Regions from separate parts of the Homo sapiens genome. Here all the other regions are linked to region 2. The links are chromatin loops, found by intact Hi-C in ENCODE. Cell type or tissue: endothelial cell of umbilical vein. All regions are shown on one strand.

Region 1 (8,000 bases), 200 kb before region 2:
TTATATAGCAAGTAGAAGATTTAACTTCACAGGATTCTGCAACTTACCCAAACAGACAGCATTATAATCCTCAACAGATCTGCTATATAATATGGATGGATTATATTCTGTACAGCCTCCCTCTCAACAAACATCCATTGGCAACTTTAATGTCCCTGAAGTGCAAGATCAACTTAGTCTAAATTTAACATTATTGAAAAAGATGAGGTAGCGGTGACAAAATAGTGAAGGGATTTTGACAAAACTCTTATCAATTTGGGTAAAAGAGGAATAATGTTTAAGAAAGTATTCCAAAATATATTTCCTTGTTTTAATTATTTACTATTTATTTATTCTGAGAAGAGTCTTGCTGTCACACAGGCTGGAGTGCAGCAGCCCAGTCTTGGCTCACTGCAACCTCCACCTCCCGGGTTCAAGCGATTCTCCTGCCTCAGCCTCCTGAGTAGCTGGGATTACAGGTGTCAGCCAAAATGCCTGGCTAATTTTTGTATTTTTAGTAGAAGTGGGGTTTCACCATGTTGACCAGGCTGGTGTCGAACTCCTGACCTCAGGGGATCTGCCTGCTTCAGTCTCCCAAAGTGCTGGGATTACAGGCATGAACCACCGCGCCAGGCCTTCAGAATATATTTCTTCAACAGTATTTTAAGCATCATCTAATAATCAGGTTGACATATCCTAGAAAATAAACTATATGAGAGAATTTATTGCTATCTTAGATAAGTGGTTATAAATTTCTACTGTATTGTACTCGTGTTGGAATAATTAACATGCTATTATGTAAATTATTACTATACATTTTATAGGTGAAAGCAAAAATATAGTTTGTGGAAAAAATGGTTATGATTCCATTTATATGTTAAATGTCCAGATCTATAGAGATGGCAATTTTAGTGGTTAGTGGCTTCCTAGGGCTGGGTGGGTTGCCAGGGGCTAATGGGTATTCTTTCTGAGGTGATGAAAATGTTGTAAAATTGATTGTGATGATGGTTGTACAACTCTGAATATACTAGAAACCACTGAATTGTACATTTAAATTGTATGTGAATTATATCTCAGTAAAACTGTTACACCCCCATGCCCCCAACAAAAGGCTACAGTTGGAAATACGTGCAGTTACACTTATTAAACCGTAAGACTTATAATCAGAGAACTCGAGATTGAGTTCTACCCTGGCTACTCACCTGATCTTGTGCAAGTCACCCGGACTTCTTACAACTGGTTCATCTGTAAAACTGTGGTAAGAACCCCCACTTCCAAGAGGTGGTTATGACAGTTAATGAGAAGTGTGTATGGGAATTTAAGTAGACAAAGCTTAAGAAAAGTTACTTTTACGTCCCTATTAATGGGCATGAATTTAATTTTTTGAATATAGATCATAAACAGTTTTCCTCAAGTTGGAATAACTTTCATAGGTATTTTGTAAAATTCCCTTATAAGTGAAAACTTAACACATGCATATTTTGTGGGTCACTTTCAGAAGTTTGCTGTTTAAATCAGGTAACCTAGATTTCTCTTTTTTTATTATTATACTTTAAGTTCTGAGATACATGTGCAGAACGTGCAGGTTTGTTACATAGGTATACATGTTGCTGTGGTGGTTTGCTGCGCCCATCAACCCGTTATCTACATTAGGTATTTCTCCTAATGCTATCCCTCCCCTTGACACCCACCCACCAACAGGCCCCAGTGTGTGATGTTCCCCTTCCTGTGCCTATATGTTCTCATTGTTCAGCTCCCACTTATGAGTGAGAACATGCGGTGTTTGGTTTTCTGTTCCTGTGTTAGTTTGCTGAGAATGATGGTTTCCAGCTTCATCCATGTCCCTGCAAAGGACATGAAGTCATTCTTTTTTATGGCTGCATAGTATTCCTTGGTGTATATGTGCCACATTTTCTTTATCCAGTCTATCATTGATGGGCATTTGGGTTGGTTCCAAGTCTTAGCTATTGTGAATAGTGGTGCAATACACATAGTGTGCATGTGTTTTTATAGAAAATGATTATAGTCCTTTGGGTATGTACCCAGTAATGGGATTGCTGGGTCAAATGGTTATTTCTGGTTCTAGATCCTTGAGGAATCGCCACACTGTCTTCCACAATAGTTGAACTAATTTACATTCCCAGCAGTATAAAAGCGTTCCTATTTCTCCACATCCTCTCCAGCATCTGTTGTTTCCTGACTTTTTAATGATCGCCATTCTAACTGGTGTGAGATGGTATCTCATTGTGGTTTTGATTTGCATTTCTCTAACGACCAGTGATGATGAGCTTTTTTTCACGTTTGTCAGCCGCATGTCTTCTTTTGAAAAATGTCTGTTCATATCCTTCACCCACTTTTTGACGGGGTTGTTTTATTCTTGTAAATGTGTTTAAGTTCTTTGTAGATTCTGGATATTAGCCCTCTGTCAGATGGATAGATTGAAAAAATTTTCTCCCATTCTGTAGGTTGCCTGTTCACTCTGATGATAGTTTCTTTTGCTGTGCAGAAGCTCTTTAGTTTAATTAGACCCCATTTGTCAATTTTGGCTTTTGTTGCCATTGCTTCTGGTGTTTTCATCATGAACTCTTTGCCCATGCCTCTGTCCTGAATGGTATTGCCTAGGTTTTCTTCTAGGGTTTTTATGGTTTTAGGTCTTACATTTAAATCTTTAATCCATCTTGACTTAATTTTTGTATAAGGTGTTAAGAGGAAGGGGTCCAGTTTCAGTTTTCTGCATATGGCTAGCCAGTTTTCCCAACATCATTTATTAAATAGGGAGTCCTTTCCTCATTTCTTGTTTTTGTCAGGTTTGTCAAAGATCAGATGGTTGTAGATGTTTGGTGTTATTTCTGAGGCCTCTGTTCTGTTCCATTGGTCTATATATCTGTTTTGGTACCAGTACCATGCTGTTTTGGTTACTGTAGCCTTGTAGTATAGTTTGAAGTCAGGTAGCATGATACCTCCAGCTTTGTTCCTTTTGCTTAGGATTATCTGGGCTATGCGGGCTCTTTTTTGGTTCCATATGAAATTTAAAGTAGTTTTTTCTAACTCTGTTAAGAAAGTCAGTGGTAGCTTGATGGGAATAGCACTATTACTTTGGGCAGTATGGCCATTTTCACGATATTGATTCTTCCTATCCATGAGCATGGCATGTTTTTCCATTTGTTTGTGTCCTCTCTTATTTCCTTGAGCAGTGGTTTGTAGTTCTCCTTGAAGAGGTCCTTCACATCCCTTGTAAGTTGTATTCCTAGGTATTTTATTCTCTTAGTAGCAATTGTGAATGGGAGTTCACTCATGATTTGGCTGTTTGTGTATTATTGGTGTATAGGAATGCTTGTGATTTTTGCACATTAATTTTGTATCCTGAGACTTTGCTGACGTTGCTTATCAGCTTAAGGAGTTTTTGGGCTGAGACGATGGAGTTTTCTAAACATACAATCATGTCATCTTTAAACAGAGATAATCTGACTTCCTCTCTTCCTATTTGAATACCCTCATTGCTTTCTCTTGCCTGACTGCCCTGGCCAGAACTTCCAATATTATGTTGAATAGGAGTGGTGAGAGAGGGCATCCTTGTCTTGTGCTAATTTTCAAAGGGAATGCTTCCAGTTTTTGCCCATTCAGTATGATACTGGCTGTGAGTTTGTCATAAATAGCTCATTATTTTGAGATATGTTCCATCAATACCTAGTTTATTGAGTGTTTTTAGCATGAAGGGGTGTTGAATTTTATCGAAGGCCTTTTCTGCATCTATTGAGATAATCATGTGGTTTTTGTCATTGGTTCTGTTTACGTGATGGATTACATTTACTGATTTGCGTATGTCGAACCAGCCTTGCATCCCAGGGATGAAGCCAACTTGATCATGGTGGATAAGCTTTTTAATGTGCTGCTGGATTCAGTTTGCTGGTATTTTATTGAGGATTTTTGCATTGATGTTCATCAGGGGTATTGCCCTGAAATTGTGTTTTTTTATTGTGTCTCTGCCAGGTTTTGGTATCAGGATGATGCTGGCTTCATAAAATGAGTTAGGGAGGAGTCCCTCTTTTTCTATTGTTTGGAATAGTTTTAGAAGGAATGGTACCAGCTCCTCTTTGTAACTCTGGTAGAATGTGGCTGTGAATCCATCTGGTCCTGGGCTTTTTTTTGGTTGGTAGGCTATTAATTATTGCCTCAATTTCAGAACTTGTTATCGGTCTATTCAGGGATTCAACTTCTTCCTGGTTTAATCTTGGGAGGGTGTATGTGTCCAGGAATTTATCCATTTCTTCTAGATTTTCTAGTTTATTTGCATACAGGTGTTTATAGTATTCTCTGTTGGTAGTTTGTATTTCTCTGGGATCAGTGGTGATAATCCCCTTTATCATTTTTTATTGTGTCTGTTTGATTCTTCTCTCTTTTCTTCTTTATTAGTCTGGCTAGCAGTCTATCAATTTTGTTAATCTTTTCAAAAAACCAGCTCCTGGATTCATTGATTTTTGAAGGGTTTTTCGTGTCTCTATCTCCTTCAGTTCTGCTCTCATCTTAGTTATTTCTTGTCTTCTGCTAGCTTTTGAATTTGTTTACTCTTGCTTCTCCAGTTTTTTTGAGATGGAGTTTTGCTCTTGTTGCCCAGGCTGGAGTGCAATGGCATGATCTCGGCTCACTGCAACCTCCACCTCCCTGGGTTCAAGTGATTCTCCTGCTCCAGCCTCTCCAGTAGCTGGGATTACATAGGTGCCTGCCACCACACCTAGCAAATTTTTTGTATTTTTAGTAGAGACAGGGTTTCATCATGTTGGCCAGGCTGGTCTCAAACTCCTGACCTCAGGTGATCCACCTGCCTTGGCCTCCCAAAGTGGTGGGATTACAGGCATGAGCCATGGTGCCCAACCTTCTAGTTCTTTTAATTGTGATGTTAGGATGTCAATTTTAGATCTTTCCCACTTTTTCCTGTGTGCATTTAGTGCTATAAAAACATTGCTTTAGCTGTGTTCCAGAGATTGTGGTATGTTGTGTCCTTGTTCTCATTGATTTCAAGTAATTTATTTATTTTTGCCTTAATTTCATTATTTATTTACCCAGCAGTCATTCAGGAACAGGTTGTTCAGTTTCCATGTAGTTGTGCAGTTTTGAATGACTTTCTTAATCCAGAGTTCTAATTTGATTGCACTGTGGTCTGAGAGACAGTTTGTTGTGATTTCTGTTCTTTTGCATTTGTTGAGGAGTATTTTACTTCCGATTATGTGGTCAATTTTAGAATAAGTGTGACGTGGTGCTGAGAAGAATGTATATTTTGTTGATTTGGGATGGAGCATTCTGTAGATGTGTGTTAGTTCCACTTGGTCCAGAGCTGAGTTTAAGTCCTGAATATCCTTGTTAATTTTCTGTCTTGTTGATCTAATATTGACAGTGGGGTGCTAAAGTCTCCCAATATTATTGTGTGGGAGTCTAAGTCTCTTTGTAGATCTCTAAGAACTTGTTTTACGAATCTGGGTGCTTCTGTATTGGGTATATATATATTTAGGATAGTTAGCTTTTCTTGTTGCATTGATCCCTTTACCACTATGTAATGCCCTTCTTTGTCTTTTTTGATTTCAAGTCCGTTTTATCAGAGACTAGGATTGCAACCCCTGCTTTTTTTTTTTTTTTTTTTTTTGCTTTCCATTTGCTTGGTAAATCTTCCTCCATCCCTTTATTTTGAGCCTATGTGTGTCTCTGCACATGAGATGGGTCTCCTGAATACAGCAAACTGATGGGTCTTGACTCTTTATCCAATGTGCCAGTCTGTGTCTTTTAATTGGGGCATTTAGCCTGTTTACATTTAAGGTTAATATTGTTATGTGTGAATGTGATCCTGTCATTATGATGGTAGCTGGTTATTTTGCCTGTTAGTTGATGCAGTTTCTTCACAGTGCTGATGGTTTTTACATTTTGGTATGTTTTTGCAGTGGCTGGTACTGGTTTTTCCTTTCCATATTTAGTGCTTCCTTCAGGAGCTCTTGTAAAGCAGGTGTGGTGGTGACAACATCCTTCAGCATTTGCTTGTCTGTAAAGGATTTTATTTCTCCTTTGCTTATGAAGCTTAGTTTGGCTGGATATGAAATTCTGGGTTGAAAATTCTTTTCCTTAAGAATGTTAAATGTGTGCCCCCACTCTTTTCTGGGTTGTAGCGTTTCTGCAGAGAGATCCGCCGTTAGTCTGATGGGTTTCCCTTTGTGGGTAATGTGACCTTTCTCTCTGGCTGCCCTTAACATTTTTTCCTTCATTTCAACCTTGGTGAATCTGATGATTATGTGTCTTGGGGTTGCTCTTCTCGAGGAGTATCTTTGTGGTGTTCTCTGTATTTCCTGAATTTGAATGTTGGCTTGTCTTGCTAGGTTGTGGAAGTTCTCCTGGATAATATCCTGAAGAGTGTTTTCTAACTTGGTTCCATTCTCCCTGTCACTTTCAGGTACACCAATCAAATATAGGTTTGGTCTTTTCACATAGTCCCATATTTCTTAGAGGCTTTATTCACTCATTTTCATTCTTTTTTCTCTAATCTTGTCTTCACACTTTATTTCATTAAGTTAATCTTCAATCTCTGGTATCCTTTCTTCCACTTGATCGATTTGACTATTGATACTTGTGTATGCTTCACGAAGTTCTCGTGCTGTGTTTTTCATCTCCATCAGGTTATTTATGTTCTTCTCTAAACTGGTTATTCCAGTTAGCAGTTCCTATAACCTTTTATCCAGATTCTTAGCTTCCTCGCATTGGGTTAGAACATGCTCCTTTAGCTTGGAGGAGTTTGTTATTACTCACCTTCTGAAGCCTCTTTCTGTAAATTCTTCAAACTCATTCTCCGTCCAATTTTGTTCCCTTGCTGGCAATGAGTTGTGATCCTTTGGAGGAGGAGAGGCATTCTGGTTTTTGGAATTTTCAGCCTTTCTGTGCTGCTTTTTCCTCATCTTTGTGGATTTATCTACCTTTGGTCTTTGATGCTGGTGACCTTTGGGTGGGGTTTTTGTGTAGTCATCCTTTTTGTTGATGTTGATGCTATAGCTTTCTGTTTGTTAGTTTTCCTTCAGGCCCCTCTTCTGCAGGTCTGCTGCAGTTTGCTGAAGGTACACTCCGGACTCTCTTTGCCTGGGTATCACCAGTGGAGGCTGCAGAATAGCAAAGACTGCTGCCTGCTCCTTCCTCTGGAAGCTTCATCCCAGAAGGGCACCCACCAGATGCCAGCTGGAACTCTCCTGTATGAGGTGTCTGTCGATTCCTGCTGGGAGGTGTCTCCCCGTCAGGAACCACCAGAGTCAGGGACTCACTTGAGGAGGCAGTCTGTCCCTTAGCAGAGCTCAAGCGTTGTGCTGGGAGACCTGCTGCTCTCTTGAGAGCTGGCAGGCAGGAACATTTAAGTCTGCTGAAACTGCGCCCACAGCCACCCCTTCCCCCAGGTGCTCTGTCCCAGGGAGATGGGAGTTTGATCTGTAAGCCCCTGACTGGGGGCTGCTACCTTTCTTTCAGAGATGCCCTGCCCAGAGAGGAGGAATCTAGAGAGGCAGTCTGGCTACAGCAGTTTTATGGCGCTGCGGCAGGCTCAGCCCAGTATGATCTTCCTGATGGCTTTCTTTACACTCTAAGGGGAAAACCACCTACTCAAGCCTCAGTAATGGCGGATGCCCCTCCCCCCCACCAAGCTCGAGCATCCCTGGTCAACTTCAGACTGCTGTGCTGCCAGTGAGAATTTCAAGCCAGTGGATCTCAGTGTGTTGGGCTCCGTGGTGATGGGATCCACTGAGCAAGACCACTTGGCTCCCTGGCTTCAGCCCCCTTTCCAGGGGAGTGAACAGTTGGGACTCGCTGAGGTTCAGACGCCACTGGGGTGCGAAAAAAATTCTCCTGCAGCTAGCTCAGTGTCTGCCCAAATGGCCGCCCAGTTTTGTCCTTGAAACTTAGGGCCCTGGTGGTGTAGGCACTCGATGGAATCTCCTGGTCTGCGGGCTGCAAAGACAGTGGCAAAAGCCTAGTATCTGGGCTGGATAGGTCTGTCCCTCACT
Region 2 (8,000 bases):
GAGCCGAGATTGCGCCACTGCACTCCAGCCTGGGCGACAGCGAGACTCCGTCTCAAAAAAAAAAAAAAAAAAAAAAAAAAAAAAAAAAAGAAACAATCGAGCTTCCCCCACGATGGGTACCATTGCTCCCCCTTTCCCGCATTGCATCCCATCCTCTTGCACCCAACCAAGCACTTTGCCCCAACAATTCTCCAACCAGTTCTTCCCGCCTACAGGATTATTTCCATCATCATACAAACATTATTTTATTTCTCCCGTCCTAAAAAAAGAACCGTCTCTCGATCAAATGCCCCTTTCTCTCCTTCCTTTGCCATCAGAGCTCCTAATAAGATTAGTCTATAATCACTGTCTCCACTTTCTCTCTTGAACCTACTCCAGTCAGGTCTTTGCTCCTCTCATTCCACTAAGACTGGTTCTCATGGGCACCAGTGGCCTCCTTATTGCTAATCTAATGGTCAATTCTTAGTCTTCATCTTAATCCTGATCCCTCCAGCCTCCCTGAGACTTCTCCACTTGGCTTCTGGGTCACCGCATTCTCTTGATTGTTTTCTTGCCTCTCTGTCTGCTCGTCCTCAGTATCCTTTGCTGATTCCTTCTGGCATCCAAACCTCTGAACACAGGCGTGCCCACAGCCTTCATCTTTGGACAGATCCTCTTTTCTGTCCATTCTATGTGCTGTTAATTCCTGTGTGCCCTCAGCCTTGACCTCTCCCTAAGCTTCAGTCCTCTATCCAACTGTCTACTTGGTGTCTCTACTAGGATGTCTTAAACCGTATCTCATATTAATAAGCTCATATCTGAGGTCTTGATCTCCACCCTCTACCCCTGTTCTGTTTTGTTCCTTTGCCAACTTCTCCAACTTAGTAAATGGCAACTTCATTCTCCAAGCTGCTCAGGTCAAAAAGCTGGGACTCACCCTGACTCTTTCTTAGCTCTCCCCCATCCCCGAATCAGCAAATCCTGTAGGTGCACGTGCCACCTTCACGTCTCTAGATTTCAATCTCTTCTCACCATCCCCATCACGTCTATTCCATTGCCACCATCATCTCCATCCTAGATTACGGCACTAGCCTCCTTCGTTCCTTAGCCCACCTCAGCCTGTTCTGAACACAGCAGCGAGAGGGATCTTGTTAAATTCCAAGTCAAACCCTCCAGTGCTCCCCTTCTCTTCCAGGGAAAGTTGAATTCCACACGGTCCTCCATAACACATCTATCTCCTCCTCCCCTTCTGATTTCGGTTACTCCTCTGACATCACTTACACACATTACTCTTCTCCTCTCTGCCTTTCTTCGGCCACACTGATTTTGCTTTACCTCGAACTTGCCAACCAGGCTCTCATCTCACACCTTCTCACTTGCCGATCCCTCATGTCTGCAATCTTGTCCTCCAGATATTTGCACGCCATCTCCCTATTTAGCACTTTACTCATATCTCCCCAGTAAGCCCTTCTCTGCCCACCCCATCTAAAATTCACGCCCCTTTCACCCAACACTTCCAGTTGTTATTGCTAGATTTATTTTTCTCATTAGCATTTACAATGAACATGCTGCATACTTTACTGATTTCCCTTGTTTACTGACAGCCTCCTGCACAAGAATGGAAACTCCAGGAAGCAGGAATTCCTTATCTCACTTGCTCATTGCTGTATCTCAGCACCCAGCCCAGAGCCTACCACCTAGTAAATGCCTAATAAGTATTTTTTTGAGTGACAAGATACTAAATATGATAATTCGCAGCCTTGGCATGAATGTGGCCAAATGGTCACTCTCATCTTTGCTTGGAAGTTTCAATTACTAAAACCTTTCTAGAGAGCAGTTTGGCAATTTGAATCAAGAACATTTAAGGCCAGGTGCGTTGGCTCATTCATGTAATCCCAGCACTTTGAGAGGCCGAGGCGGGCAGATCACTTGAGCTCAGGAATTTGAGACCAGCCTGGGCAACATGGGAAAACCTGGTCTCTACAAAAAATACAAAAAGTAGCCTGGTGTGGTGGCTCTTATCTGTAGTTCCAGCTACTCAGGAGGCTAAGGTGGGAGGATTGCTTGAGCCTGGGAGGTCGAGGCTGCAGTGAGCCATGCTCGCGTCACTGCACTCCAGCCTGGGCGACCCTGTCTCAAAAAAAGTGTGTGTGTGTGTGTGTGTGTGTGTGTGTGTGTGTATAATGAGATGTAGAGACTTACAAAAGGAATGTTCATCAAAGTTGCTTATAGTAAAGGGGAGTTGGAAACCATATAGTGTCCAACAATAAAGGGCTGCTTAAAAATTATGAATCAGCTATACAAAGGAATATTGTAGAGTCATCAAAATTATACTTTTATGCGTAATTTAATGGGAAAATGTGCATTGTCTATTTCACAAAACAAAGATATTAAATTTTGTATAGAATTATCCCAGATATATATGAATGTGTGTATATATGTATACATGTGTACATATATATGTATACACATGTACATATATATACACATGTACATATATATGTATACACATGTACATATATACACACATGTACATATATGTATATATACACACGTACATATATGTATATTTGTATACACATGTACATATATACACACAAATATAGTATATCTATAAGAGAGACAGGAAATACTGGCTTTCTGTTTGTGATGAAATGCAAATTCCTTATGTATTTTTCCAAAATGTTTAAAATGAGGCTTTTGTAATCAGAAGTATATAAGCCCCCTTCCCCCAAAGAAAATGATTATTCTACTGCCCGTCTTGACTGTATTCTTACTTGGGGGCAGGGTGGGTGGCGTGAACAGGGAGAGCTAATCTCTCCTTCTTTCTGACTCATTCCACAGTCAATCCTTTTTCTTATTATTTTCCAAAGGCATGAGGACCTTCCATGTTCCGAAACCATTGTCCAGAGTATTTCTTCTGGACTATTTTCCACTTCCTTCCATCTGACCGGCCAGCTGTTCTGCATTTGTAAAAGCTGGTTTCTGATGTCATCTCTAGGCAGGACCGCTCCCTCCCTCTCCTGCACTCCTATACTTCGTGGCATATCCGCCCCAAGATAACACTTGTCACTCTGTTTTCCAAATTCAGTTTCATTCATTTGCTTCACATGTGCACTGAGCCCACTGACTTCTTTCCCTGTCTGTTGCCAGCACTGGAGACCAAGCCTGCACGCTTTGGCCCAGACCATCTCATTCACCTTTTAACACAGAATCAGGGTGAGTGGAGAGTGGGGGAGTGGTGTGGTGGGTCTTTGCCTCTCGCTGTTCAGTGAACTTCATGCCTGTCCTCCTGATCCCCAGCGCTAACACAGGGTCAGGCTCGCGGGAGTGAACAACCACCATTTATCTCCGGCTTGTTGGGGGAAGCCCTTTCATTTACTTGACAGTTTACCTGTCAATTTTACGTGCGTGGTCATTTTTAATCCTCTGCACTTTCAGGTAATAGGAAAATAATTTGAATCAAGTTCTTCCTTCACCATTGGCGTAAAATCGGTGATTAAACTTTTAATATTTAACGTCTTAAAAAAAATTCCCCGGGCTAGCGTCATGCCTAAGTAATGCATGCATCTACTTCCCCCTGGTGGACTCATCTTCTAATAGCAGCTTTGTTTTCCCCCCTTTATTATTGGCAGGAGTAATCCATCTCTCACTTTCCTTAACACAGATATTCATGGATTGCAGGATTCAGCAGTGTCTTCATAATAGCAGGAAGTTTATGTTCTGGCTTTGCCACTTACTAGCTGTGTAACTTGGGCAATTTACTTAACTTCTCTGCGTCTCGGTTTCTTAACCTGTAAAATGGAGACAGTATCAATAATAAAATATTAAAAACGAATACATATCAAGTGCTTACTACATGGCATGTATGAACTCATTAAATTTCTACAAAAATCCTATTACATAAGATTTAAAATGTCCTGGCCGGGCACGGTGGCTCACGCCTGTAATCCCAGCACTTTGGGAGGCCGAGGCAGGCGGATCACGAGGTCAGGAGATCGAGACCATCCTGGCTAACATGGTGAAACCCCATCTCTACTAAAAAATACAAAAAATTAGCCGGACGTGGTGGCGGACGCCTGTAGTCCCAGCTAATCGGGAGGCTGAGGCAGGAGAATGGCATGAACCCGGGAGGCAGAGCTTGCAGTGAGCCGAGATCGCGCCACTGCACTCCAGCCTGGGCGACAAAGCAAGACTCTGTCTCAAAAAAAAAAAAAAAAAAATTTAAAATGTCCTATAAAATGGGAACAAATAGCCTGAGCAACATGGTGAAACCCCATCTCCAAAAAATACAAAAACATTAGCCAGGCATGGTGGCGCACGCCTGTAGTCCCAGCTACTTGGGAGGCTGAGATGGGAGTCCAGGGAGGTCAAGGCTGCAGCGAGCTGTGATCGTGCCACTGCACTCCAGCCTGCTGGACAGAGTGAGACCCTGTCTCAGGAAATAAATAAATAAATAAATAAATAAATAAATAAATAAATAAATTAAAATAAAATGGAAACAAATATTCTTTCCATTTTACAAATAAGAGAATCAAGAACTAGAGAAAAATAGTTCCTACTTCTTAGAGAAGTGTGAGAATCACATGAATTAATGCAGGGAGGATGGTTAGAGAGGGCCTGGCACATAGCGAGTGTCCCCTAACCTCATCGTCATTGTTAGTGTTACAGGATTGGTTCTGTGATGAAGACATTGCCATGGGCCATGTGGATCCTTGTTTACACTTGAGCTACTCTCATTTTCAACAGGCATCAATCACTTGCATGACAAAATATACACTATATCAAACAATGAGCTATGCTTATGTATTCATAGTTTTCTAGACACTTCTTAAGTCAGGGCATAAGTCTTCATTTCTCCAGAGGCTAATGGAAGGTCAGCCCATAGCCCATTTCACTCTTGAGTGTACTGGGGAGATCCTGGGAGAGGGGAAGGAAGAGTAAATGGGCAGATTGAGTATTTATATTAGGATGCAGCTGTCTAGAGGTAACCAGGGTCCCCATATATCTTCCCCACATTTTCCCAGGTCTGAGCATGAGCAGTGGGGATGAGGAACTGGGCTGGCACCCACAGCTATCCATGTAGCTTATTAAGCTGCTCATTTCCTCATGCATCTACGCCCTGAGCCCCTAAGTGTCTTGCACTGTTTGAAGTGCTGGCCTCTTGCTCAGCACTTCCATACAAAGTCCATCATGCTGCTGGATGCCAACAGAAATGAAAGAATCAGGGACACAGATGAAGACGAGAGCATGACCAATGTGTGGATTTTCTTGTAGACAAATTCTTTACATTTGCTATGGTCTGAATGCTTGTGTGCTCCCCGCCACCCCAATTCATGTGTTGAAATCCTAACCACGAACTCGATGGTATTCAGAGGTGGGGCCTTTGGGAAGTGATTAGGTCATAGGGATTCAGGCCCTTAGGAAAGAGGCCTGAAGGAGCTTGGTCATCCCTTCTACCAAGTGAGGACACAGCAAGAAGTTGTCCTCTGTGAACCCGGAAAGGGGCCCTCACCAGACATTGAATCTGCCAGTTCCTTGATCTTGAACTTCTCAGGCTCCAGGACTGTGAGAAATATGTTTTTTTGTTATTTGTAAGCCACCCAGTCTATGATACTGTGTTATAGCAGCCTGCAAGGACTAGGACAACATTGCATTTAAAAAAATAAAGTATACGTATTGTGTTAAGAAATGCAATAGGCTGGGTGTGGTGGCTCACGCCTGTAATCTCAACACTCTGGGAAGCTGAGGCAGGTGGGTCGCCTAGGAATTTGAGACCAGCCTTGGCAACATGGCGAAAAATTAGCCGGGTCTGGTGGTGTGCACCTGTAGTCCTAGCTACCAGGGAGGCTGAAGCGAGAGGATCTTCTGAGTCTGGGAGGTTGAGGCTGCAGTGAGCCAAGATTGGACCATTGCACTGCAGCCTGGGGGACAGAGTGAGACCCTCTCTCAAACAAACAAACAAACTCCAAAAAAGCAAAAAAAACAAAAACAAAAACAAAAAAACCCCCAAACCAATAAAAAGAAATGCAATAGTGTGAATATTTTTGAACTCTCACAACTTGATTAAAAGGCTAATCATGCAAAATAAAATATTGAACTTCTAACAAATTAAATTTAAATAATCAAGTCCAATATGAATGGAAATTATTGGGGGTGGGAGGGAGTACATTTTGGGGATTGATTATTATTATTTTTTTAACAAATAGAGCACTAGAAGCCAGTGCATAGAAAGCCGATGAAATATGAAATAACCTTCTAGGGAATGGCTAGGTCACTGGGTGCTCCATGGAAAGTCGAGCTTGGTGCGGACTCTAATTTGAAGATGAGTAGTGCAGTGACAGCACAGGCTGCTTCATGGAAAACAGGCAGCTGCCCCCACGTGTCCTTCACCTAAAAGCACCAGTTCTCTCTAACATTGATGCTGTGGAGGTGCACACAGGGCACAGTGGAGGTTGTCATGTAATTCATTGCCATTTACCTTTCTGCTGAGCATAGAATGGAATCTCATCCATGCTCATTTAACTTACTGATGGCATTAGAAGCCCCAGATTTATTTGTTTCCTTCTTTCCTTCCTTCCTTCCTTCCTTCTCTTTTTCTTTTTGCTTCTTTCTTTTTTGTTTCTTTCTTTTTCTTTTTCTTCTTTCTTTCTTTCTCTCTCTCTCTCTCCCTCCCCTTTCCTTCCTTCCTTCCTTCTTTCCTTCCTTCCTTCCTTTCTCTTCTCTTCTCTTTTTCTCTTTTCTTTTCTTTCCTTCTTTCTTTTTCTTTCTTTCTGTCTTTCCGACGCGGACTCACTTTGTCACCCAGGCTGGAATGCAGTGGCATGATCATAGCCCACTGCAGTCTCCAACTCCTGGGTTCAAGTAATCCTCCTGTCTCAGGCTCCCAAGTAGCTGGGACTACAGGCACATGCCACCACACCTGGCTATTTTTATTCTTTTGTAGAGACAAGTTCTCACTATGTTGCCCAGGCTGGTCTTAAACTCCTGGGCTCAAGTGATCCTCCTGTCTCAGCCTCCCAAAGTGCTGGGATTACAGGCGTGAGTCACCACGTGCAGCCTAATTGAGTTATTTATTGGTTTTGAGAGCAACGCCCAAAGGCCCAAGAAATGATAACTCATTCAGTGAAGGCTTCAACATGAAATGCCAACTTGAAAAAACAGAAAACAAGTTGCTTAATTTCTCCTCCACAACTTGAAAAAGAGCAGTGCAAGATGTTGACTTAGAGGAAAATTCATCATGCAAGATTTAGAGGAAAATTCAGCAAACACTTATTGAGCACTTACTATTTAGGCCAGGCCTGTGTTAGATCCTTCCTATATAGTATCTCATTTAATCCTTAAAGCCACAGAGAAATTAAAACTATAGAGATTATTATACTATAACAAGGTTAACCCTCTAGGCAACAGCTTGGGATTTTCCATGTATGCCTGTTTACTGCTAGAGAATTTAATTTGGAGACAAAATGATTTTAATGCCCTCGCACCTGTAGGAATACTTTCCTTTCTCTTCCTTCTGTTGGAATGTGAAGAGGCCCAAGAAAATATTACTCTTCCTTGCCAAGTTCTGAACGAGTTGAGAAATAGGACAAAAGAGTAAGGCAAATGGAAGAGCAAGATGTCACCTTTGTTGCTGATGAAGCTGATTTTTGGAGATTGTGCCTTTTTTTTCTGTGGGTAAGCAGATTTCCTACTACCGAACCCCAGAGTTAGAAATACCCAGCCACCAGCAGTGTGGGGCCACCCTGGGCCTCTGCACACACAGGACTATGCCCGGAAGACCCTCAGTGTGTGTGTGTGTGTGTGTGGTGGTAGGGCATGGGGAGGAGAATGTGTATTTCCTGCAGGCAGTCAGCTCCCAAGGAGAAAGGGAGTAAAGGGGCTGGGCTATCCTGGTGCAATGCCTACTCTCAGCAGAGTTGGCTAGCACCGGCTTGTGCATATCTCAGCTCCAGGTTCAGTGACCTTCTCAGCTACCTTGTCGGTAGCTTGGTACCGACATTTCAGCCCTGCTGAAATGG
Region 3 (8,000 bases), 180 kb before region 2:
CATTCAAAACAGTACTTTAGCTATCTGAATCAAGTGCTGCAAGGTTCAGTTTGGAAACCCCATCAGCTGCCTGTCACCCCATAACTAAATACAGCTTGTCAGACAGAGGGGGTAACTCACAGAACCAGCCCCAGCCTGCACAGAGAAGGCCATGTAGCCCGGGCGCAGACCCTGACGTTAATGCCCGGGTTGTGGTTCTCTCAGGATGGCTGGTGCTATACTTGGGTTGGCCTAATAATGGTTAATGGAAATGCTGACAAGAAGGGAAGACAGAGGCTCTAGGATCTGCAGAAAGAGGAAACCATGGCAACTCACACGCATGGGCACAAATGTCCTGCTACCCATTCAGAAAATAATCAGGTGTGTGAAAAAAATTGAGGCATAGATGGTTCTTCCAGAAACACAGAAGTGCGAGGAATTCTGAGAGTTAAAGCAGGATGAGGAAGAGACAGTGAAAGATGAGGGACAGAGGATACTTTTACAAAGTGACCATTTAATAGCCTCTCATCTTCTACCTCCTCCTAACATTCCCAGGGGCTAAGAACCAAATAAATTAAAAGGCAAGAAACTGCAATCAGATTTCACAAGTTGGTTTCTAGCATAATTATAAATAAAAGCTACATCACTCACTGCTGCCAATTATTCAGAGCTAAACAGCTCAGTGACTTTCAGGTAGGGGTATATGCTCTCAACTTGCTTTGCATCTGTCTCAATGCTCAGCACTGGTTTTTCTTGGGACTGATTATTTTTGGAGCATTTCAGATAGACTTCTACCTAGATCAATTCCCTTGTTTAGCCTTCATGAGGTGTGGTGAAATGCAACATCTTCAAGAAAATGAGCAACTTTCTCTTCGTGTATCCACATGAAATAAAATTCCTATTCATTATTTCCATTTTGTCTATTTGTCAACTACACACACACACACACACACACACACACACACACACACACACACACACACACACGGACCTATTTCTGTACTCCAGAACTCGTCGCAAGCGCTTGGGAAGCCCATGCTGTGCTCCGGATGGACCAAGCCTGAGGCTGCAGGGGCCGGGGCCCCCCTCAGAGCTCTGTCATGGAAGCTGGGGAGGGGCGGGTGGCAGGGCGCCCACAGCCTCCAGTTAGTGTGGCAGTTACTCAACTACTGAAGACAGTGATGTTGTATTTCTTAAAATAAGCAAATACAGTTTTTAAAATTAATTCCAAAAAGGCTCTATCCCTCCTTTACCTATTATAAATTAATGCACTGGTCAGAGTTTCCTGAAAAGTGACAGCACTTCCATCTGCTACTGCCACGTACTCTCAAAGAAAGTCAAGAGCTCTTCTAAAACCACAGCAAAGCTAAGCTGGGTTCCCAGGCTTGTGACATGTGAAACTCCAATATTCACAACAAGAGATCTGGAGAAAACTCTGCCAATGTGCCCCAGATATTTATGAATATTGGCAGCTAAGGCAAGGGCACTGTTAGCGAGCATTTCTGGGGTGGACAGAGGCTCTGTGCGACCCTCCACAGTTAGAACCCTCCCCGTGACCTCCCAGAGATGTCAGATCAGCATGAAAGGCAAGGGGCACACAAGACCCGGCCGGAGTGCAGCATTACCTTTGAACCATGTCTGCAACGGAGGATAAAAAGCTGTCCATACGTTTGGAAAACATCTCTGCTCCCTTCTTAAAAAAGTTAATCTGAAAGATATAATTATAATATTCTGAAAATCATCCAGGGAAGTGATCAGTGAACTCACTGAAGGTGAGACAGGCAGCGTGAGGGCAGCCATCACAGCTGGCTGGCCCGCCTCGCACGCGGCACTGGCAGCATCTCTACTGAGTCTACACCTGAGCACTATGCACTTTGAAACTGAAACCACAGTTGCTGGCTTTTGGGTGCCAATGGAAGGGATTCCTTACTTCCTGTAACTCCTGTCTAATATTCACTTCCCAGAAAGTCTGGGTCCCCTGACAAACCCTGGAGGGCAGGGGTATGGGAGAGGGGAAGAAGAACATTTCTGTGTATTAGTGGCATCTGCACCATCCCACCCTGAGCAGCTCCAGTTTGCATTCTTCTACAGCCATGACTTTTACAAATCTGCCCATTAGGTATGAACTGCTCCATTTTCTATGTCTGCTGGTTGGGAGGTAACAGTAACAGTTGCAAGCCTAGATGATGAAAAAAGAGAGAAAACGTTCCGTGTGAGCAAGGGTATTCTCTCACACATTAACCCGGCTCGTCTGTCTGACCTGGAAGCCTCCCTTTCCTGGCATGGCGGGCACCAAAATCGACCTCTGACCCTGAAGAGGCTAGCAGGTATTCTCAGCATAGTTCTGACGGCTTTGCATCTATTCCCCAGATACCCTGGGAAAGCATGTATTCTAATGTGCTTAGTTATCACAGGTTAAAAACGGATGATTGTGGTCATCCTAACACAGGTGATACATGCAGGGGACTGTTCTGGCCCCATGATCTTTAAATCATACAGAGATCACCACTGGAAATGCCATTTGGAACTTCTGAAGTGTTAAATATCAAAATGAGTATTAATCATTTAATATCATTAATTTGTTAAATCAGCACTCTGCATTTCTAATGGCACAATGTCATGGTGGCCTCCCTCTCCTTCCCCTCCCTGAACTCCTTTGGAATTTACACTCCTAGGCCATGTCTTAGCTCCTCTGCTATTCTGTAATCTCCTTAGGGCAGGGGCTCACATAATCCCTAAGAAAAGTGGGCGAATGGATGAACGGAAGGCAGGTAAGACACTGGCTCTACAGCCGCATCACAGCCTGTCCCGTCAATGTAACACTGGAGGTCACTGTTCCGTTCTCAAAAACCTGCGCACTGATTACAGAGCCTCAGTTTGCAGGCATGAGGACCGAACATGACTTCAAGGGCTGGAGAAGGCAGGAATGGAGTCCCCACACCTCCACAAAGGTGGGTGGTGCCGAGAAGCCTGATGAGTCTCCACCACAACTGCCTTAGTGAGCAGCAGGAAGTGCTATGTTCATGGAAAAATCAGCTCACAGAGGCTGGGGCTCAATAAACCCTGATTGCCAAGGTCGGATGAGGCAGGAGGACAGCTAATGCTTCTGAATCATCCAGAAGATCACTCCACGGTGCCAGGCAACAAACTTGTCTGGCTATTGAAGGAGCTATTGTTTCCATCTGCATTTAAAAATAATGCATAGGGAAAGGGCCTACTTGGTCTTGTGTCTTGAAATCTGGATACGAAAAATGAAAGATGCCATTCTCAGCTCTCAACAATGATGCTCCTGCCACTGAATAATGACGGTGTGCTCTGCTGTTCCCCCAGAACTGGGGCTACATGTGTGCTACGGTACCCACAGCTCCTCTTCTCCCTCTGTGGCCAGAGCACTCACTTAAGAGAGTCCAGGCTGGGAGCAGTGAGGTAGTCCTTGGCCATGAATGAGAATGAAACCAGCTGGTGTCAAGCTTGTCCTGTAGGCCTTGCAGGACACCCTCTTATCAAGCAAGTTCTACAGCACTGACCGATCAGGACCAGAGCTGATCATCCTTCCAAGATGCTAGATCTGAGACCCTTCCCGACCCTAGGCCTCTGACTGAGCAAGGCTACGGCCCCAGAGGGATGGCGTCAATCCAGGAGGGGTTAACTAAAGAGAACAAAGAGAGCCCCGGCATTCTCTAATATGGCAAGGCCATCTGCCAGCTGTGATACTGCCTGCAGGAGAGGGGAGGGCAACAGTATGAGTTACTGCACACCTGTGTGCACAAGTGCCCATCATAAGCACCTGGACAGCTCCCAAGATCTGCTGAGGACTGATGCCGCCCACAGCTGGGTGGTGCTACTTCACTCAGAAGACACAGAAAGACTTTATCGCTCTATTTAAGTATCACTTCCAAAGGCACAGGCTGACTTCAGTGAACTCACCATTCAACAGCCTAACAACTAGATTAACAAGGAAGACAACTGAGCTTGGATATCTTCCGAACCCATTTCCCATTTGCCCTGAGAGTACTGTTCTGGCAGTGAGCTGCACTTTTTTTCTCTAAACAGGAAATGGGTTAAAGCTCCTCTCTCATTCCCCTTTTTGTTGAATGACACTGACGTGAAGTTTTTGTTTTTTAATATATGTGCCTTAAAAATGTATTATAGAAGTATTAGATGTTCATATATCAGGTATTTTTAAGTTGGTGACTTTTTCTTAATAACATTTTGCTTCCTCGCATCCCCTTCTGTTCCTAGATTGTCAACTGAGAGAAGATTCCTGGGTGCCTTTCTCACGGGCCAAAGGATGGCTTTGGAGACAACGTGAGTGGGGCAAACGCAGGATGGGGTGGAAAGTGAGGGGGTGGTGCCATCAGCCTCACACTCACGGTCACTCGTCTCCGCCGCACTGGTGCCACTACAGTCAACTCCCCATCCTCAAAGTAGAGCCTCTCTTAAGACAAATATTCAGCCAACCATTAAATAGGAGGATAGAAACCCAATAAGTAAAGGAGACCTCATAAAGCACTGGCAACGTTTCCCCATGCCCAGATGTTAAGGTGCTGGGATCATCTAGGAGAGGTGCACCTGAGGAGCCAGCAGAGCGGGGGCCTTACTACAGGCAGCAAGGAGTGCCGGGAATCCTGGGTGACAGGCAAGCTATCCCAACCCCAGTGGTAGCTGCTTCTAGGAGAACTGCACCCAGCTGGCTTTCATTCGGATTAGAAAAAAAGGGCCACACAGGCTCTTCCCCAAGAGAGGCTTGGGACCCAGGCCTCATTTCCTGAACATATGGCCTAACTTGAGGCCAATGCATGTCCAGCTGAAGATGACCCAGCTCAACTGGAAGCTGTCCAAGTGCTGAATCCCACAAAGTAGCCAGGGAGATTGTGCATTTATGTTTCTTTCTACGACGATGCTTCAGTGTCTCCTGCGTGCCCTCTCAGCAGAACGCCACAGCTAGCTTAGGTTTCAGCCCTCAGGGAGGGACTCCCCTACCTGTCCATGGGCAAAGCCTATCATGGGCTCCATCATGGCCATTTGCTTTCTGTACTGCAGCGCGTTGAGGGCACAGTAGTACTGAAGGGAGGAGAGGTGCTGCTTCCGCCGGGCCGCGGCCACCTCTTTTCCGACTTCGGTCTTCACCTGGTTAAAAGGTGAAAGGAAAACTTCAAGTTGTCTACTGTACGTGACAATTCTGTAAAAGCGTGTGCTTCAAAATGTGTGTTTATGCATTATAACCATTTTTGTGACAAATATAACAAAACACAGATAAGGCTGCACTTCAACTTTCTAAAAAATCCAAATTAAAAATATGCAAGAAACAGCATCTCAGTGCTTGTGAGGCCGCGGTGAGGTGAAGCCTGTACCCTCCTGGGAGCAGTGCAAAGTCCTACAGTCCTTCAGGATAACAATATGGCAGCATGTACTGAAGAAGGCTGCAGACATTCTAGTTCACTCATAAGACTGTATGCCAAGGAAATAATTTAGCCCAAGGAAATCATGTAACAGAAGTAAAAAGTTATATGCATGAAAATAGTCAATATTATCTAGAGTAGCGAAGGTCCTAGAAAGCATGGGTTAAAGAATCAGAGTCAACACTTGGGGCAAGGAGTTCAAGTGACCTGGGTGATAAATGAGTCAGACGAGGCAGCAAGCTGAAGTTAAAACCCCTGTGTGATCATAATCTTACAGTGGCTCTAAGCTGGTGTTTAATAAACCAGTTTGAAAAGATAGAATAGAGAAGTGGAGGTCTACTTATGAGATTTGGAATGAACAATTTTAAAAGTCCATGTATAGTTAAAAAAAAAAATAACCACGCACCCTTTCATGCCATAAATTCACAAGAGGAAGGCATGAAAGGCCTTTATGTAAATGAAGTGAAAAACAACATGTAAAGTATTCTTACCTTCTCATTCTCCTTTTTCTTAGGCAGCCTGCTGTATTTTGCCATTGAGAGGTCATGCTCTAAAAATAAACAGACATCTGAACACCCAGGAGGGTCAGGGTCGAAAGGGAAGAACATTCATTGGGGGTCTCCTCCCCGCCACAGTAAGCCCACACACCCACACACCAGGAATGGAGAAGGTGCCTACCATTGCTAGCGAGTCCAAATAGATCCTTTAAAGTGCTTACTTCTGAAAAGGAGAAAAGGGACCGTCTTAGAGCAATGAAAAATAAAACATGCCAACCCAGAGCTCTGCACTTTCCCCTGAAAATAAGAGAATATGCGTGCAAGGGAAGCCCCTGCACCCTCAGTCCCTGGCTCTCACAGGCTGGCCCAGAGGCTGGGACCTGGGCTCACTGGAACATACGGCTTCAACCATGCCCCACACCCAGTGACCCTGATGGCCTGAGCAGCCCTGCCTCTCCACATAGCGCTGAGGGTCTGTGAGGGAGAGGGCACGCCGGGGAGGTGGGCTGGACAGTGTGGTGGACAGGTACTTTTCATGGAGACCTGGAGTATAAACTTAAGTTCTGATGCCTCAGCCCCCAGATAGAGTGTCTTAATACATCTTTCTACACCCAGAACCTAAAAGCTTCCTGTGTTGCCATTTTAATATCTGACTTACTGGAGTCATCCCTGGACAAAGGAATACGCGGTGCTTGTACTAATGAAAAACGTGACACGATCTAGCATACTGTAGTTGCGACAAGCCAACACCAATAACTATTACTCCGAGTGAGTGCCACACCCATCATGCACAGAGATGGCTGAACCAAGCCCAAGACCAAAAATCCAAAAAGATCATTGAGAGCAGTGACCGTCCAAGGTTAGAAACTTAAAAACCCAACGATTGATACCTAAAAGAAAGTGACACTTTCTACAATTCTACAACAATCCATTTTCATTTTATCAAACAAAGCAAAGCCATTCACATCTATGTTGGTTATACTAGTTTTCAATTTGCCTCCAAACTGCCTCCAGCTTTTAAATGCTCTTCGCGTTATTCATACTCTTTTGGTATCAGGCTACTTTCTGCCCTTTCCTGCTTGCATTTTTCTTTCTTTCTCTCCCATCTTTTATTTCCTGTTGGAGTCAAGTTTTAGGTTTCTTTACTTATCAATTTTAAGTAGTTTCCTTAATATCTCTTGCGTTCTCTTCATTCAGATTATGTACTTGTGTTGGTGAGTGAATAAAGGCCGAGAAATGTAAGATAAAACACCACTGTCTAGGCAGAGGGGAGATCAGATTCTAATTTGGTCTGATGTTGACTCAGGTATGACCTGGGGCCAAATACTTCAAAGTGAGGTCCTGATGGCATCAGAAAAGGATGTTTAACCTTTTTCAAAGATACTAAGAAGATTCCTTCTTACTACTAACGAGCAGTTTTATTCCACTTAAAAAAAATCACCATCCTGGGCAAATACTACTCATCCACATTTGGGGTCACTCTGGATTAATGGAGGCCACTGTCATTAATGCTGCTGGGCACTCTCAATTCTAGTTCTGCCTCCCATAAGCAAACCTGAAAGACATAAATCTGACAACATAGGTCTTAGGAGATGATTATTTTCTTTCAAACAGACTTGGAGTTTGTTTTTAAAATGACATCCCGTTCACTTCTAATGATTTTATTTAGAGAAAACCCTTCAAAAAAATGCACCCACTAAGGCATTCAGTGAGGACACAATCATCAGCAGATGACTGAGGCAAGCATGTTTTAGCTTCCTATGCAATGACAGATGAGCAACACTAAAAAGCACTAAAATTCCTGCTTTGTTTAATCAAGGTTTCCCTTTATGCAAGCAAATGGAGGCATTACTTGTTATTTTTTATTTATTAAGTTTTAGTGCTGCCAAACTGACCTTAGGTAGAGTTTATGCCAGTTCTATCCTTGTTCCTTAGCCTCAGGTGACACCAACACAGGGGATCTCAAAGCAAGGGAGGAAAATCTTCACCCTTTTTTTTTTTTGAGACGGAGTCTCGCTCTGTCGCCTGGGCTGAAATGCAGTGGCGCGATCTCGGCTCACTGCAACCTCCACCTCCCGGGTTCAAGCGATTCTCCTGCCTCAGCCTCCCGAGTAGCTGGGAC

What was found. A loop is a pair of places that touch in the nucleus more often than their neighbours do. Peaks named below come from ENCODE experiments on the same cell type or tissue, not always from the same donor. Only the 100,000 strongest peaks of a DNase experiment are listed, where the experiment ranks them.
Region 1: it touches region 2 in a loop (8-fold over the local background); 14 of 110 quality-filtered maps call a loop at or near these places.
Region 3: a loop joins it to region 2, with 6 times the contacts of the local background. A loop is called at or near these places in 8 of 110 quality-filtered maps.

The regions. Positions count from the first base shown.
Region 1 is chr12:105,177,476-105,185,475 of GRCh38, forward strand. The region is part of intron 17 of APPL2 (adaptor protein, phosphotyrosine interacting with PH domain and leucine zipper 2); the gene reads right to left. Among named protein-coding and RNA genes, the nearest start is that of APPL2, 55 kb to the right of the region's middle. In endothelial cell of umbilical vein, no CTCF peak of the experiment used is centred here; no DNase peak of the experiment used is centred here.
Region 2 is chr12:105,379,973-105,387,972 of GRCh38, forward strand. The region is part of intron 1 of LOC105369957 (a long non-coding RNA gene); the gene reads left to right. Among named protein-coding and RNA genes, the nearest start is that of C12orf75, 53 kb to the left of the region's middle. In endothelial cell of umbilical vein, a CTCF peak has its summit at 3,565 (motif pointing left); DNase peaks (open chromatin) are centred at 3,009 and 3,569; H3K4me3 peaks cover 528 bases; H3K27ac peaks cover 863 bases.
Region 3 is chr12:105,202,099-105,210,098 of GRCh38, forward strand. APPL2 (adaptor protein, phosphotyrosine interacting with PH domain and leucine zipper 2) reads right to left here. Exons shown (of 21, transcript NM_018171.5): 6 at 6,060-6,101; 7 at 5,873-5,931; 8 at 4,963-5,109; 9 at 1,605-1,687. Among named protein-coding and RNA genes, the nearest start is that of APPL2, 30 kb to the right of the region's middle. In endothelial cell of umbilical vein, no CTCF peak of the experiment used is centred here; a DNase peak (open chromatin) is centred at 3,023.